2 separate regions of the Homo sapiens genome follow, and region 1 is linked to region 2. Evidence: read pairs that join two places in POLR2A ChIA-PET (ENCODE). Cell type or tissue: CD4-positive, alpha-beta T cell. All regions are shown on one strand. Each heading gives the region's core, and the rest is flanking DNA. Links, peaks and the distances in the headings are about the cores only. Region 1 overlaps DDX10 (DEAD-box helicase 10). Region 2 overlaps ATM (ATM serine/threonine kinase).

Region 1 (5,384 bases), core at 130-5,129, 620 kb before region 2:
CCTAACTTATTTGGGTACTTTAAAAGTATTAGCTATGTAGCTATGTATGTATACATTTAAGGAAAACAATATTTCAAATAAAATATTCCCTGGAAGTTCAAAATGTAAAGAGGAAAATAAAGTTGAGCTGGTCTGGATGAGGACTAAATGGAACCCTAGAGCCTTGCCCAAATAATATTCTCACGCGGGGGTGGTGGGGGGTGGAGAGGAGAGTCCATAGGTCACTCAATATAATACTGAAAACCATTGGAGTAGATCAGTGGCTGCCACACTCGCTCTTCAATTTCATGGATCAGAAAAAGCTCAAAAAAGATTTTAAAGTGGTGAAATGGGTTTTTACTTTGTCAAATAATAAGACTTTTTAAAAAATTATCAGTATTATTTCATAAATGAAAGGATATTTTAGCACCAAAAAAGTAGGAAGAACAAAATATCAAATGAATAAAGTTAGCTTTGCTTTATGAAACTACTGTTGAGTCAGAGAAAAAGTCATTGAAGACCAGTAGATTAAAAAGTCAGTCCAGGGCATCTCTCAAGTCCATTAGTTTTTTAAGGTTTTTTTTTTGTTTTGTTTTTTGTTTTTTGTTTTTTTTGGTGGTTTTTTTTGTTTGTTTGTTTTGTTTGAGACAGAGTCTCGCTCTGTCACCCAGGCTGGACTGCAGTGGCGTAATCTCGGCTCACTGCAGCCTCCACCTCCCAGGTTAAAGTGATTCTTCTGCCTCACCCTCCCGAGTATGCTGGGATTATAGACGGGTACCACCATGCCTGGCTAATTTCTGTATTTTTAGTAGAGACAGGGTTTTGCCATGTTGGCCAGGCTGGTCTTGAACCCCTCACCGCAGGTGATCCACCCATCTCGGCCTCCCAAAGTGCTGGGATTACACGCATGAGCCACCATGCCCGGCCTAGAGTTTTAAAATTAATTAACTACTACTTCTTCAGACCTCCTATTCTGAGAGCTCTAACTTCAACACTACTTTTCTGTTGTACAGAGATTACCTTAGGTATTCAAGAAACTATTACCTAAAACCACTATTTGTTAAGTATAAATAAAAACACAGTACAAACCAAAAAATAAAAACAAGTGAAAATGTACATCTATAAAACTTCAACCTCAAAATGTATGACATATTTTCCCCACACCTTAAAAATACGAACTATAATCATCATTTTTAATATAGTCAAAGCAACTTTTAACTATTTTAAGTGTTTGAGCTCTTTCCTACTCTTTGTTCCTTCATAGTCAGTGTTCAATTTCATCAGCCTCAGACTTTTGTTTAATAAATCATACTTTTGGCCAGTTGCAGTGGCTCACATCCATAATCCCAGCACTTTGGGAGGCCGAGGAGGGTGGATCACGGGGTCAGGAGATCAAGACCATCCTGGCTAATGCAGTGAAACTCTGTCTCTACTAAAAATACAAAAAATTAGCTGGGCGTGGTGGCACATGCGTGTAGTCCCAGCTACTCGGGAGGCTGAGGCAGGAGAATCGCTTGAACCTGGGAGGCGGAGGTTGCAGTGGGCCAAGATCGCGTCACTGCACTCCAGCCTCGGTGACAGAGCGAGACTCCATCTTAAAAAATAAATAAATAAATAAAAATCACACTTTCTTTTCAAAAGCAGCACAGTAGTGAGATATTGCTGAGGATCTATTTCCTCAAGTTTCAGCACTGTTGTTCCTTTTCCTTACATTTATACAAAATCATTCCAGCGACCAGGGATTCCTACTAGCACTTGTGACCCTCAAAGCAAAAGGAAATTTAGCTAGATAATGAGGTAAAGCTGTATTCCAGGATTATGTAACCTACCTGAACTCAAAAAGCAATGTGGTCTATTGATCATTGCTACAAGTATTTTTCTAGATCTTAGTTTAAAATCTGTAGGTCATAAGAATATACGACATCTTGTTAGCTAAAGTAAAAACAATTCTATTGTGCAATTCAAGTACTTCTCTGCTAAAGAAAGTTTTGATACCCAAAAGACCTATATTTCCCAAACCACTATTAGGTACCCAGCAAACCTTCGTAACAGTTTCAGCTTCGTATTTATCTTCCATTCCCAATTCTGCACATAATATAACTAGGCAGAACTTAGATCTATCTTTTAACAAAAAGTCATATCAGATTCCTGAGAGGTCCATTCCAACTTTAGTTTATCCTACTCACACTTTAAAGCAATTTTTCTTAGAAGTACTTTCAATATGCCAGAGAAGATTCATTTCTAAAATTGAAAATTCACATTATCATTAAGTTTTCTCTTTTCTGGGAAATAAAGATAATTCCATGAAACTTCATTCAAGCACTTTCCCCAAAATTAAAAAAAAAATACTGTGTCCTTTATATCCTTCCTTGTATAATAAAATGATGTTTGCTGCATGAAACACAAAACAAGGTAGAAAGACAGCTACGTGAGTCCTCCCTTTCTTACACTTTCAGTTTCTATGCAGTGATTGCTTAAAATAGCTATAAACAGCTATGACTACATTTCCTGGTAAATTAAGTCTGCAAGTACCACCTTCTTTGACCATTAAAATATCTTCTGGATAGCTTGTAGGTTCAGGGATCAAAGGGAAGCTCTACCTGGAATCTGACTAAAGTGATTCAGAAGGCAATATCCTAAGTAACACAATGATTAGGTTTACATAAGAGGATCAACGAGAAGACAAAGTTTACTCAAAAACTAAGTCACATCTGTCATTTAAAGCACATGCACTGAGAGAAACCTGATAATTTACATAATATTTCTCCTTACATATCACAGAAATTTGTGCCATCACCCCTTTACCAAGTGTTTCCAAATAATCTCTTCTGGGTCTGCTTCCAAAAGGTACCTCAAAAGCCATGAGAGCCTTCAACCCCTGTCACTTTCATTTGAAAGGAAGTTGGGTGCAAAAGGTTGGTTTGAGCTCATTCCTTGGGCTCTGTCAGTCAGCCTGAACCTGTCACTGCAGGCAGTCCTCAGTGTCTTGAGGAATGTTTGAGTCCTGGCTGCAGACCAGCCACTGATCCCTCTGGTAATATCACTCTTACAAAAGGGCTACCATCTCTGAGCACTCAGAAAAGGGCTGTGAAATGGAGGTAGCTAAACTATTCAGAGCAATAATAAAACACAGCCTCTGTCTATTTAAAGCTCCTGGCTGAGCTGCAAAGCCATGTCAGCTCTTCTTTCTGTTCTTAGTCCGATGCTTAGTGGTTACATAGAAATGAGACCTTCCCTTGACAAGAAAAATCTTCCTCCTTTTTTAGATGTCAGGAAACAAACACACAGGACAAACACAGAAGGGGAGTGGGAAATGGAAGGAAGAGTTTGGCATAAGGAGTTCACTTCAGAGATCAACCCCCAGTGAAAATGCCTGATTGTGACAACTTTATCATTTTTTCATTTCCCCAGCAGACACAGTATTAAAACCAAATATACACACCAATTTATGGGGGAATAAAAGAAGAGGTTTCCAGGAGGATAGCTCAAGGGTGATAGCAACTTCTTACAGCTTAAACCATTATGAAAAAAAAAAATCGAGCATACACCATCAATAAGTATAAAAAATAAACCATATTTAGTAATATATATACAAATATGCATGAATAAACACAAAGGAAATACAGTAACAGGGCTTTCTTTGGCTCTAGATTATATCTTTCATTTTACATTTATATATGCAGAAATGAGAGCTTCTTAGTGAAATAAAATGGGCTTATTTTATGCTGAACATGCAATATTCATAAATATCAAATGCTTTTATTAGATTTAAGATTTTCTTGTTAAATTTAAATCTTTCCCACTACAGCCTCTGAGATCTAGTGGTGGTTCTGCCATGGTGTTTCACGCCTGCACGTTAAAGCATATGCAGAAGCCTCCACCTTATTTAGCAGTCAGGCTGCACACACTGGAGCTCTCGTTTTTGGGCACCTTTGAAGACAGAGTGATATTTAATACTGCTTATATTTAATATAAGCAGTCTTTTCTGCTTATATTCAGTATTAAATAATTGCTTCCCACTTCAGAACTATAGCATGAGTTATCATCTCTGACTTGCTCTCTTAAGTGCTATGGCCAGCATGGAAAAAAAATGACGAAGAATATTATAGGCTTCCTCAAGGGAGTTGGAGCTTTGCTAACTGCCAAGAAGAAATCATGGCTAGTCAGAAACAGCACAATGAGATACAGCATGAGAAATGACATATGTTATTGGGCCCTAGTTCTAGGAAATCATTTCTACTAAATGTTCTCAGAATGCAGAAGCTGAACACTTCTCAGTGACAAACACATTAGATAAAAATCATGGCTGCACATGGACAGTGTTTATAATTGTACATACATACTTGAGGAAAACTGTACATATGTATTTGCTGAAAAGTATCTGTTACAGAATATAGTAAAAGTGGGAGATACAGAATGCTTTTCTCCTAGATTCTAAGAGCTGAACTGATGCTTTCAGAGTTACCTGTTATGAGGTTGGGTTCACACAGGCTGTCTACCTGAAGATGATACAGATGAAAATCCTATCAGGCCTGGCCCACAGAGTCAACTGCCTTTTGTATTTAATAGATGCAAAATATATGGAAAAAAGTGGTGGAGTAAATGGGGCCAAGCCCAGTAACAAATTATCTTAGGGATTTTTCGTCCTGCACCAGAGGAATACAAGAAAGTGAATAGAAGGCCACATGGGCTTGAATCCAATTGGAATATCATGATATACAAATAATATATAAAATCCATGTTGAAAAGAAGAGGATTTAAATTCCATTTTAACATTATAAGCATTGTTCTTGCCAAAATATAAAATGCTTTTGTCCATTCTACCTTAATAGAGCTTGGAAAAATAAATGTATATAAACCCTTACCTTTGCTTGTCTCTTGTTGGCTTCTCTTCTGGCTTCCCTTTCTTTCAGTCTTTTCTCCTGGAGACAAGGAAGAGGAGAAAAATTAGCAGCATATAATTAGGTATAAAACAGACTACACATTCATTACAGTTTTATTTCCTAAAGCTAACTAATATATGACATTCATTTTTCAACAAATATTTACTGACTACTACTATGGGATTGGCACAAGTATTCATGAATCATTAAGAATGTGTCAGACAGATCTGGAATCAAATCCCAGTTCTATATCACTTACTCTGGCTATGCAATGGTTAGTACTGACTTTCAAATAAAACACACACTAACAGGACAGGTAAAACATAATGTACAATTATACAAGAGACACATTCTAGAGATTACTTGGAATTTCTAGAAACAAGTTCAATGGAAGGAAATGGAAAGGAGAAAAAAGAAAAACTCAGAAAGCTTTTGGCTTGCTTATTATCAAAGAGCTTCTTTAGAAAATGACTGATCTCAAACCCGGGTCTTCATGTGCCAAATCTAGTGCTTTTTGCGATA
Region 2 (5,384 bases), core at 213-5,212:
GCAAGTTAGCTCTCTGGCCTCTTTTCATAAGGGCATTAATCCCATCCATGAAGGCTGGACCCACAGGACCTAATTACCTCCTAAATCCCACACCTCCAAATACCATCCCTTTGGGAGTTAGATTTCAACATAATTGGTGGGACACAACATTCAATCCATAAAAATGAAGTACCCCAAATAGCCAAATTCATAGAGAGAGAAAGTAGAATGGTAGCTGCCAGGGGATAGGGGAGGGGAAAATGGTAAATCATTGTTTACTGAGTATAGAAAAAAAAGTTCTGGAGATGGATGGTGGAGATGATTACACAACAATATGAATGCACTTAATACTACACAACTGTACACTTAAAAAAGTTAAAATTATAAATGTTATATATATTTTACCACAATAAATCACACTGGAGGTCCTAGCCAATGTAATAAAGCACAAAAATAAAATAAAAGCCACATGGCTCAGAAAGAAAGAAAAAAAAATTACTGCTTACAGAAGACATGTTTGTCTACAAAGAAAATCCAAAAGAACATTCAAAGAAAGCTACTAGATTTAGTAAGTGATTTTAGCAAGGTCCCAAAATACAAGGTCACTATACAAAAATTAACTGGACTTCTGTATAATTTTTGTGCATTGAACAATTTGAAAATCAAAATGTTAAAAACAATGCAATTACAAACTACTGCAGTATAAATCTAACAAAACATATACAAAATCTTTATGTTTATACAATTATAAATAAATGTCAATTTGCAGCTGGGCATGTTGGCTCATGCCTATAATCCCAACACTTTGGGAGGTCAAGGGAAGGGTATCACTTGAGCCCAGGAGTTTGAGACCAGCCTAGGCAACACAGTGAGATCCTGTCTCTATTTTTTTTAATATATAAAATTAAAGAAAAAAAATTGTCAATTTACAACAAAAAATCTATATGCTGACAATTATAAAACACTAATGAAAGAAATCAAAAAAGACAAGTGGCCAGACGCGGTGGCTCAAGTCTATAAACCCAGCACTTTGGGAGGCTGAGGCAGGTGGATCACCTGAGGTCAGGAATTCGAGACCAGCCTGGCCAACATGAGGAAACCCTGTCTCTACTAAAAATACAAAAATTAGCTGGGTGTGGTGGCACATGCCTGTAATCCCAGCTACTCAGGAGGCTGAGGCAGGAGAATCGCTTGAACCTAGGAGGTGGAGGTTGCAGTGAGGTGAGATCGTGCCACTGCACTCCAGCCTGGGCAACAGAGGGAGACTCTGTCTCAAAAAAACAAACAAAGAAGCAAAAAAAAAAAAAAAAAAAAAAAAACCTAAGTAAATGGAGAGATATACAGTGTTCATGGATTGGAAAACTCCACATTGTTAAGATTTCTATTCTTCTCAAATTGTGCAACAGATTCAATGCAATTAGTATCAAAATCCCAGCAAGATCTTTTGTAGAAATCAGTAAGCTGATTCCAAAATTTATATGCAAATGCTGACTCAATCTTAGGCCATTCTTCTCATCTCACACTAAACTCTATATACAAATCTCATCCATAGTCATGGCTTCAGTCACCACCTGTACCAAATATATATTTTGAGCACAGACTTCGCTTCTTCCACAGAGTCCTCATCTAAGCAAGTTTTAAAAGGAAGCTAAGTAAAAAAATACTTTGACAAAAAAGCTAATTATAAGAAGTAACATCCGGGAAGAAGTGGCAAAGGTTAGCTTAAATAAAAAGAAAAAAGAAAAAAAAAGAAGTAAGAGTAGTTAGTTTAAAAATAAAAAGGGGGTTTCAGAGAACAAACTAGATGACAGAATATAGTAAGCAGACTAGGGGAAAGACTGCCTTTGTTTCAGTGACAGCCATGGTTGTAAGTGATAATGTAAAATGACCTAAATATGACCAGCCATACTGGGGAAAGATCTGGTTAGGTAACCTAGATATCACCAGCCTATTCCCAAAGGCTGTCTCTAGGCTTGTTGAGGGCCCTGTTACAGACACAGCCTATCTTGTGTTCAGAGTAACGTAAAGGCTACAAATGACTCCTAAGAAATTAGCTGAGAAGGCATTTATTCTCAGGGGAACAGTAGAGTGTAATGCAGGAGTGAGGGTACTGATTAGGTAGTAGTTTTGTGGTTCACATGTATCTCATTTTGAAATAATAAAATGGCAATAAAGAATATGGACAAATGTCTTTTAATTTAGCTAGCAAAATTTAGCTTAAATACTTTCCATGAAAAAAAAAAGCTTCTAAACTTTTAGAGTTCGTGTATTAGAAGACTTTGACACCTGACTTAAAATCATCTTGTTAATGTCAAATCCTACTTTCACTTATTCTCAAACCCAGAAATGCTCCATCTTTGAAACCAACAAACTGAAGTATTTCAATCTCTGACCATAACTTCCTTCCTTTGTGGTCTCTCAGTACCTCCCAGCTATAAACAGGAAACAACACCAGATTCCTCCCTAGCACACACTCTACACATCTAATGAATCACTGGGTTCTGTACATTGTCTTCTAATGCATTCTATTCTAATATATTTGATTTCCATTACCTTAGAAGTAGCGTGCTAACTGCCTCATCCAATGGATACTTTTGTGTCTTATCCTTTCTACAACACTTAAAATGTTGGCCACGCCCCTTTGAACTTTCAACTCTCTTGCTTTCACTTTTTTTTTTTTTTTTAAATGGAAACAGGGTCTCACTCTGTCATGGAGGCCGGAGTGCAGTGTGATCACAGCTCACTGCAGCCTTAACCTCCAGGGCTCAGGTGATCCTCCTGCCTCAGCCTCCCAAGTAACTGGGACTACAAGCAAGAGCCATTACCTCCGCTATTTTTTTAAAGACAGAGTTTCACCATGTTGCCCAGGCTGGTCTTGAACTCCTGAGCTCAAGCAATCCACCGGCCTTGGCCTCCCAAAGTGCTAGGATTACAGGCGTGAGCCACTGCACCCTGCCTGCTTTCACTTTTATGGTACTTCCCTCTCTTGGTTTTCTCCCTTTCTACTTAAATCATGGTTGAGTTTAGGTGTCATTGTTTTGTATACCTACTGAACCCAAATATGTCTGTATCACAGCACATTATGAACTCTGGTTTACTTGGGTTTTCTTCTGCCACTGTCAACTCCTTGACGATGGAGATGGTATTTTTCAACTGTAATTCCGGCTCTGATATCAGGCACCTGATATATTATTCATGACTTTATTCAAAAGCTACATAATAAATAAAAATTAAGGGTCAGTTCGATAACCATATAATTTTACTAAAGTACTGTTAAACTGTCAGGTCACTTGGGGGATATAGACAGATACAGACAGAGTGCTTTCTTTGGTGAAGTTTCATTTCATGAGGAAAAATTCACAAACAACAACCTTCAAAACATACCTAACCACTGTTGCTGAGATATTTCACACCAGTATTTTCTCACAGAAAGAATGTCTTTGAGTAGTATGTTGCTACAATCAGCTCCGTAAATAGCACCATTAGATGAATCTTTCACTGTATCCATGATATAATTTAAGAGTTCTTGACATTTTAGCCTAGGTGCTCCTATTTCAAAATAAACAAATAAAGAAAAACATAAATTTGAACAAAAATAAGACACTTGGAATGGCAACTATTTAAATAATTCCATTTGGGAAATTACTATTAACTAAACTTCTTTTGTAGAGAAGAAATTGGCAAATTATGGCCCCAAGCAAAATTCATTTTTTTTTTCTTTGCAAATAACATTTTATTGGAACATAGTCACAACCATTCATTTACTTATTGTTTATGGCTGCTTTTGTAATTAAGACAGAGGTGACCACATGGCCTATAAAGTCAAGAACATTTACTATCTGGCCTCTTTACACAGTAAGTTTGCCAACGCCTCTTTTATAGGAATATATAGCAAAAACAATCATTCTTTTTTTTTTTTTTTTGAGATGGAATCTTGGTCTGTCACCCAGGCTGGAGTGCAGTGGCACAAACTCAGCACACTGCAGCCTCCACCTCCTGGGTTCAAGTAATTCTCCCACCTCAGCCTCCAAGTAGCTGAGACTAGAGGCGTGCACCACCACACCCTGCTAATTTTTCTACTTTTAGTAGAGACAGGGTTTCACCATGTTGACCAGGCTGGTCTTGAACTCCTGACCTCAAGTGATCTGCTCATCTCGAAAAGCAATCATTCTTAAACAATTATAACCTTAATAATTCACAATTTCTGGTGTTAGACCAAAAATGATCCCAAGTTTTTTGGCACTCTTTATGAAGAATGAATTTATTAGAATAACATAAGATTACAAGGAGAATATTTACCTTGGAAAGCAAAATTAGTTCTAAGTCCTATAATAGCATTTATGGCATACAAACACCTCAGGTTGTAATTTTTTTTTTTAAGACAGGGTCTCGCTCTATCACCCAGGCTGGTGTGCAGTGGCATGATCACACCCAACAGCAGCCTCAACCTCTCAGGCTCAAGGGATCCTCCCACCTTAGCCTCCTGAGCAACTGGGACTATAGATGTTGTGCCACCATGCCCAGCTAATTTTTTAAATTTTTCATAGAGACAGAATCTCTCACAATGTTCCCCAGGCTGGTCTTGAACTCCTGAGCTCAAGGGATTCTCCTGTCTTGGCCTCCCAAAGTGCTGAGACTATAGGTATGAGCCACTGTGCTTGACCCCTGTACCTGTGTCATTTTTAACAGCATGTTATTTACTTACTAGAGATTCTGAAAACTTGGCATGACTACACACATATTCTTGAAGGTAACAAAATTACATTTAAAAATAATTTAATTATCATTTTCAGTAAATTATATTTACGTCACAGCAGAAATGCCATTTTTCCATACTGACAATCTTAAAATTGAATATATTTATTGCCATAACTATGAGCAGAACACAACTCATGTAAATATGAATATATTCTGGATTAGGGTTTTCCTATGATGAAACTAGTTATATTCACAGGCTATGGTAAACAAATATACACTGATATAACTGCAAAATCATCTTCACTTATGGCTCACTTCATAATTTTAGGCATTGTCCAGTTATGAAATGCACAACCATGTGATCCTTTTTTCTAGTACCCTGTGCATTTCTCTTATAGTCCTTGTAACATTTTTCTAATCTAAAACATCCATTGTATGATTAGATCCTTAAGGAAAGGAATTAATCTCTATATTCTGACGTAAAAGCCCAGTGACTGCCCTAATAGCAAATGCTCAATAAAAATTAATTTGTGTTGAATAACTACAGAAATTAATATTATAATAAAATCCTATCTTCCTATGTCCTTTATCCCAATATATCTCCCTCCTCTACCAAATATGAGAAGTATTTCAAGAAATGTTGACTTTTTTTTCATAGTTTTGCTTGTTTTTGAGACAGAATATCTCGCTCTGTCACCCAAGCTGGA

Evidence for each region. Peaks named below come from ENCODE experiments on the same cell type or tissue, not always from the same donor. Only the 100,000 strongest peaks of a DNase experiment are listed, where the experiment ranks them.
Region 1: POLR2A ChIA-PET joins it to region 2 with 5 read pairs; 2 of 35 experiments call an interaction of 5 or more read pairs at or near these places.

What each region holds. Positions count from the first base shown.
Region 1 is chr11:108,851,670-108,857,053 of GRCh38, reverse strand. DDX10 (DEAD-box helicase 10) reads right to left here. Exons shown (of 18, transcript NM_004398.4): 16 at 4,845-4,901. Among named protein-coding and RNA genes, the nearest start is that of DDX10, 190 kb to the right of the region's middle. In CD4-positive, alpha-beta T cell, for the core only: no CTCF peak of the experiment used is centred there; no DNase peak of the experiment used is centred there; H3K4me3 peaks cover 1,027 bases; H3K27ac peaks cover 1,395 bases.
Region 2 is chr11:108,233,814-108,239,197 of GRCh38, reverse strand. It overlaps ATM (ATM serine/threonine kinase), which reads right to left. Exons shown (of 63, transcript NM_000051.4): 5 at 3,364-3,528. Among named protein-coding and RNA genes, the nearest start is that of ATM, 13 kb to the right of the region's middle. RefSeq lists silencers at 1,829-2,029, 2,349-2,549. In CD4-positive, alpha-beta T cell, for the core only: no CTCF peak of the experiment used is centred there; DNase peaks (open chromatin) are centred at 1,877, 2,407 and 2,947; H3K4me3 peaks cover 706 bases; H3K27ac peaks cover 4,609 bases.